Regions from separate parts of the Homo sapiens genome. Here region 2 is linked to region 1. Evidence: chromatin contacts called from ENCODE Hi-C or POLR2A ChIA-PET data. All regions are on one chromosome and are shown on one strand. Each heading gives the region's core, a stretch centred on a gene start or an enhancer-like site at or near the end of the contact. The rest is flanking DNA. Distances are from core to core; before and after follow the strand shown. Region 1 has its middle 28 kb from the start of LINC02068. Region 2 overlaps LINC02068 (long intergenic non-protein coding RNA 2068).

Region 1 (2,700 bases), core at 72-2,571:
GTTAAGCTAGACATTAAAGAGATTTGTAGGCCCGGGCGTGGTGGCTCACGCCTGTAATCTCAGCACTTTGGGAGGCCGAGGTGGGTGGATCATCTGAAGTCAGGAGTACAAGACCAGCCTGGCCAACATGGTGAAACCACGTCTCTACTAAAAATACAAAAATTAGCTGGGCGTGGTAGCGCGCACCTGGAGTCCCAGCTACTCGGGAGACTGAGGCAGGAGAATCACTTGAACTCAGGAGGCGGAGGTTGCAGTGAGCCGAGATCGCGCCACTGCACTCCAGCCTGGCGACAGAGCGAGACTCCGTCTCAAAAAAAAAAAAAAAAAAAAAAAAAGATACTTGTAAAAATATAATACAACGCCACATTTTTCACTAATTTGTATTTGAAAAATTCAGGATTTCTTTCGTAAAATAGAGCTTAAGATAACATGTAATTAAATACATTAATAACTACATTTCAAATTTATCAGCTTTAGTCTCCCTCCCTCCCTCCCTTCCTTCCTTCTTTTTTTGTTTGTTTTCCTCAGGGTCTTGTTCTGTTACCCAGGCTGGAGCATGCAGTGCCACAATCTTGGCAAACAGCCTCGACCACCCAGGCTCAAGTGATCCTTCCACCTCAGCCTCCTAAGTAGCTGGGACTACAGGTGCATGCTACCATGCCCATCCAACAGTTTCTTAAAAGTAAATAAACATCGGCCGGGCGCGATGGCTCACGCCTGTAATCCCAGCACTTTGGGAGGCCGAGGCGGGTAGATCACGAGGTCAGGACATCGAGACCATCCTGGCTAACAGGGTGAAACCCCGTCTCTACTAAAAATACAAAAAATCAGCCGGGCGTGCTGGCGGGCGCCTGTAGTCCCAGCTACTCTGGAGGCTGAGGCAGGAGAATGGCGTGAACCTGGGAGGCGGAGCTTGCAGTGAGCCGAGATCACACCACTGCACTCCAGCCTGGGCGACAGAGCGAGACTCCGTCTCAAAAAAAAAAAAAAAAAAAAAAAAAGTAAACATCAATAAATGAAGCCCACATAAACAAAAGCTCTTCGTGGGGGAGGGGGAAGGGTCCTCAATAATGTTTAAGATTGTAAAGTCCTGAGACTGAAAAGTTTGAGAGCTGCTGCTCTGTAGCATCCTCTCCTGGCCGTCCCTGCACATCGTGCTGTGGTACAGCTAGCCAACCCGGAACTTATTACCGCGGTTCTGTTCGTGTTCCGCACATGCGCCATGTTCTCTTACCGAACACCCTTCCTTCTCCTTAGAGTGCTTTTCACTGTTCTTGTATTTCTTTGCCAGCCTCCTCCAGGAGCCTTTCCTAACTCCTTTCTCAGGAGGATTTAGGGGTCGTTCCTCGGGTCTCACACTGCACTCCACACATGACATGGTAATTGTCTGCAGGTAGGTCTGACTCCCTCACAAGACTAGGACCCTTGATGTGGGGGTCACGTCAGCCTCACCTCTGTGACCCCAATGCCTGACATGGTGCCTCTTATAAGCGCTCAATAAATCTTTGATGAACAACCAACTGTATCATTCTTCTTCCTATTAACAACGCATAGTTTTCAGGATATGTAAAATAATGCCTGATACTTTTGTATATATTCGCTTATTTATATTCCTGAGATAAAATATCTGGGGCTTTCTTTCCTGCATGAGTTTTCTTTCTACTAATGTATTGAAAATCTTATTTGGTTAAAGAGTGAAATTCCAAAGCCTATAATATAATAGACATTTAAAAATTTAAAGCCATTGCCAGTAGAGGGCGCCTTGAAAGTCAACGACGTTCGCCATCCCATACACTGCGGTTTGTGTTTTGTGTTTCATCTGGATTCTTTTTCTTTTCTTTTCTTTTCTTTTTTTTTTTTTACAAAAAAGAAAGAAAAGATTTATCAATAGCTTTCTTGTACTTTTTGTAAAAGGTCAATAAAAGTCATAGTTCATCACAGGATTAAGTTGGGTTGTTTTTTATAAAATAGAATTGAAAATTCTCATAACTACCTGATTAAAAAAATGACTGAGTTCTCAAAACAAACAAAACAGGACTTGCATTAATCCTTTGTTGAAATATGACTCACCTCTCTGCTTGCCAAAGTGTTTTATTTTTTTTTAACATGCTTTTATTCAAGGTAGATATTTGCCATCCCTTTGCAGAAAGGCTGACAGAACAGTGGTGGTCTGCATTTTTGAGGGACCGTTTAGTGTAGCAGGAAATATACGACCTTTATCTTTTCATTCTGTTTGCTGGCAAACCCCAGGCACCCAGCACTGCATTATAGAAAAACTGCCTTTGAAAACAACAAATAAGGCAGGGAGGGGTGGCCTTCAAAAGCTGGGGCACAGGTTCCAGCAAACAACATCCAGCCACGATGTTTGTGGAACTGCCATATTTTTAAAAACAGACATAAAATGATTAAGAAGGAAAACCTCACCATTCATTTCATGTAGAAGAGAGGAAATATCATGAACTAAAATTTGGGAAACTGTAATCCCAGTTCCAGCTCTGCCAGTAAATATCTCGGTAAATTTAAGTTTTTATTGGGGTTTTGTGTTCCCCATCTTAAAAGTCATTTTATCTAAACCTCTTTCTTACTCCCCCCAAATACTTGAAACAGCTTATAATTAAACAAAAAATATAATGAAATTGTGACACAGAAATAGTAGCTCTGTATTAGTGTGTTTTCACACTGCTATAAAGAATACCTGAG
Region 2 (2,700 bases), core at 142-2,641, 61 kb after region 1:
AAAAAATGATTTAAGGTGAAAAAGTAAGTCTGTCTGCTTTTTCATCTGAATTTTGTCAGATAAAATAACCAAATGAAAAGAGAATCAATCCAAAGCCTGTATTTCCTCATAAAGAATAGTCTATTGTTCTCAGTCTTGTGATCTCCAATCATTCACTTACACCTTGAAAAAAATTACTTATAGTCTCTGAGTTTTAATTTCTTCTTCTATGAGAGAGACAGAGAGAGAAAGAGAGGAAAAAAAGAGAAAGAGAGAGGAGAGAGAGGACACTCAGGTTGCAGAATAGTTGAGAAGAATAGATATAAAATACAATGCACTTAGCATAACGCTTAGCAAGGTTAAGGTGAAAAGAAGGCAAATTACTGTGAAAGTAGCGCCCATCAGTACTTCGTGTGAGTCTCCATGAGGCAGGTAGATAAATATTTATTATTATCTGCATTTTATATGTGGCAATCATCTCCAAGATCACATAAATCAAACCAGTTATGAGGGTGGTACCTGCTTTGGGGTTGCCTTTTTATTGTTTTTTCTTCTACATTATGGCTATAACCTTGTGCTTTCTGCCTGAAGAATTCACTTCACATTTAAACGTATATACAGTTTTGTTTACATTTCTCATAGGTTCAATTCAGGTCAAAATGTGACCACACAAAAGGTAATAAGAGCCTCTATTTAATATCAGTTAAATCATCTGTTCTTTTATCTTCTGGGTTGAAAAATAAGTTCCCAATAGCAAGAAAGGTGACCTGAGTTCAACTGCAAAACAAAGTCATATATCAGTGCTGTAGGCACCAGCAATAAACATTTCTTTAATTTGAATTCAGGGGCATTCTCACCATCAGACTAGTACAATCAAAACAACATTGCTTTTCTACCGAGTAACCTTCACTTTGACCAGTGACCGTACAAACATGTATGATTCATTTCACTGAAAATATATCACCTTGAAAACCTCCCTGAGTGGCCAATAAGTTCATTTCTGTGACACTTAGTTTTCTGATTGCACCTTAACTTTTACCAAACTGTTTCTCAGATCTAGATCTTTGCCTTTTGAATACACTTGCCAAAGTATGAAGTAAAAGTTATTTTCTTTGGTTGTTTATTCTTTGGTTAGGTATTACATAATCCAGAAACCACAGAAAAACAGAACATTGTTAAAGTTAAACAGCTTAAGTTGCCTAATAACTTGCGAAAAGCCAAATTAATAGGAAAGAATGCCAATAGGAAGCTCTCAAGGCAGCTCCTATTCCTGGAATTTTCCGTCTCAGGAAATCCAGGCGTAGGATAGTAAAACCACTCAGACGTAATCACCCTGCCTTATTCCTCAGATGAGTTTCTCTCTCTCTCTCTCTCTCTGTCTCTTTTCTCTCTCTCCCCCACTCTCCCACTCCGCCCTTTTACTGTTTCCTGACTCATTTCCTCACACTTTTTGTGGAAACAAGTTAACATTAATTTTAAAAGTGAAAGCTGGATGCCTATGAATCTTAAAACAACTTTTGAGAAAAAAAAAAAACCTCTTTGTCCTTCTTCTTACATATAAATGCAGGTAATATTATGGGGTCTTTGCTTGCTTTACTTCTTTAGCAAGACAGGACCATTGTTATTAGGATTCTGCACTAAGCCATACTGACTTGATGTTCATCATCAAGGCCAGCTGTGGCTCCATTTATTTTATTTTATTTTTTATTATTTTTTGAGATAGAGTTTTGCTCTTGTCGCCCAGGCTGTAGTGCAGTGGTGCGATCTCGGCTCACTGCAACTTCCGCCTTCCAGGTTCAAGTGATTCAGCCTTCCAAGTAGCTGGGATTACAGATGTTCGCCACCACGCCCGGCTAATTTTTGTATTTTTATAGACATGGGATTTCACCATGTTGGCCAGACTGGTCTGGAACTCCTGACCTCAGGTGATCCACCAGCCTTGGCCTTCCAAAGTGCTGAGATTACAGGCGTGAGCCACTGCGCCCAGCCTCAATTTTAAAATGGGTAAAGTTGAGCTTCATTTCCTCCTTCTCAAAAATGTTTTCCATTTGCCCCTGATGACTCTTGAGTTTCAGGTTCTGTAGATCTTTTCAGTCAATGGTAAAAACACTTTGACAAACTCACTCATTCATACCAGATATTGGCGACCTTATATATAAGTGTTCCCAGAGCACTGCCACTTTCAGAGACTATATTAAAATACAATCATGTGCCGCTTAACAATGATGGGGATGTGTTCTGAGAAATGTGTCATTAGGTGATGTTGTCATTGTGTAAATATCGGATTGTGCTTACACAAACCTAGATGTTATAGCCTTCCAGACCCAGGCTATAGTTTATTGCTCCTAGGCCACAAACCTGTACAGCATGTTACTGTACTAAATACTGCTGGCTATTGTAATACAATGTTAAGTTACAGTAAAAATATGATACAAAAGATAAAAATGCTATGCTTGTATATGGAGCTTGCAGAACTAGAAGTTGCTGTGGGAGAGTCAATGATTGAGTGAGTGAATGTGAAGGCCTTAGGACATTGCTCTACACTACTGTAGACGTTATAAACACTGTACACTTAGGCTACACTAAATCTATTAAACTTTTTTTTTTTTGAGACAGAGTCTTGTTTTGTTGCCCAGGCTGGAGTGCAGTGGCACAATCTCGGCTCACTGCAACCTCCACCTCCTGGGCTCAAGCAATTCTCCTGCCTCAGCCTCCTGAGTA

Evidence for each region. Hi-C counts contacts between places; a loop is a spot of excess contacts on that map. ChIA-PET counts read pairs that join two places held with the same protein, here RNA polymerase II (POLR2A). Pooled maps may share reads with other maps.
Region 2: a loop to region 1 is called in a map of Calu3, with 4 times the contacts of the local background. The contact joins two enhancer-like sites. A Hi-C loop is called at or near these places in 2 of 168 maps with a recorded cell type or tissue (Calu3 and PC-9) and 6 of 50 pooled maps. POLR2A ChIA-PET finds 5 or more read pairs at or near these places in 5 of 52 experiments (HepG2, PC-3, Panc1 and 2 more).

The regions. Positions count from the first base shown.
Region 1 is chr3:172,622,477-172,625,176 of GRCh38, reverse strand. No RefSeq gene overlaps it. Among named protein-coding and RNA genes, the nearest start is that of LINC02068, 28 kb to the right of the region's middle. Within about 2 kb of position 1,321, at least 7 of the 41 ENCODE cell types and tissues checked have a DNase peak (open chromatin) inside an H3K27ac peak, as active enhancers do; they include PC-3, PC-9 and Panc1, where a contact is called at or near this core.
Region 2 is chr3:172,561,627-172,564,326 of GRCh38, reverse strand. The region is part of intron 3 of LINC02068 (long intergenic non-protein coding RNA 2068); the gene reads left to right. Among named protein-coding and RNA genes, the nearest start is that of LINC02068, 33 kb to the left of the region's middle. Within about 2 kb of position 1,391, at least 17 of the 41 ENCODE cell types and tissues checked have a DNase peak (open chromatin) inside an H3K27ac peak, as active enhancers do; they include PC-3, PC-9 and Panc1, where a contact is called at or near this core.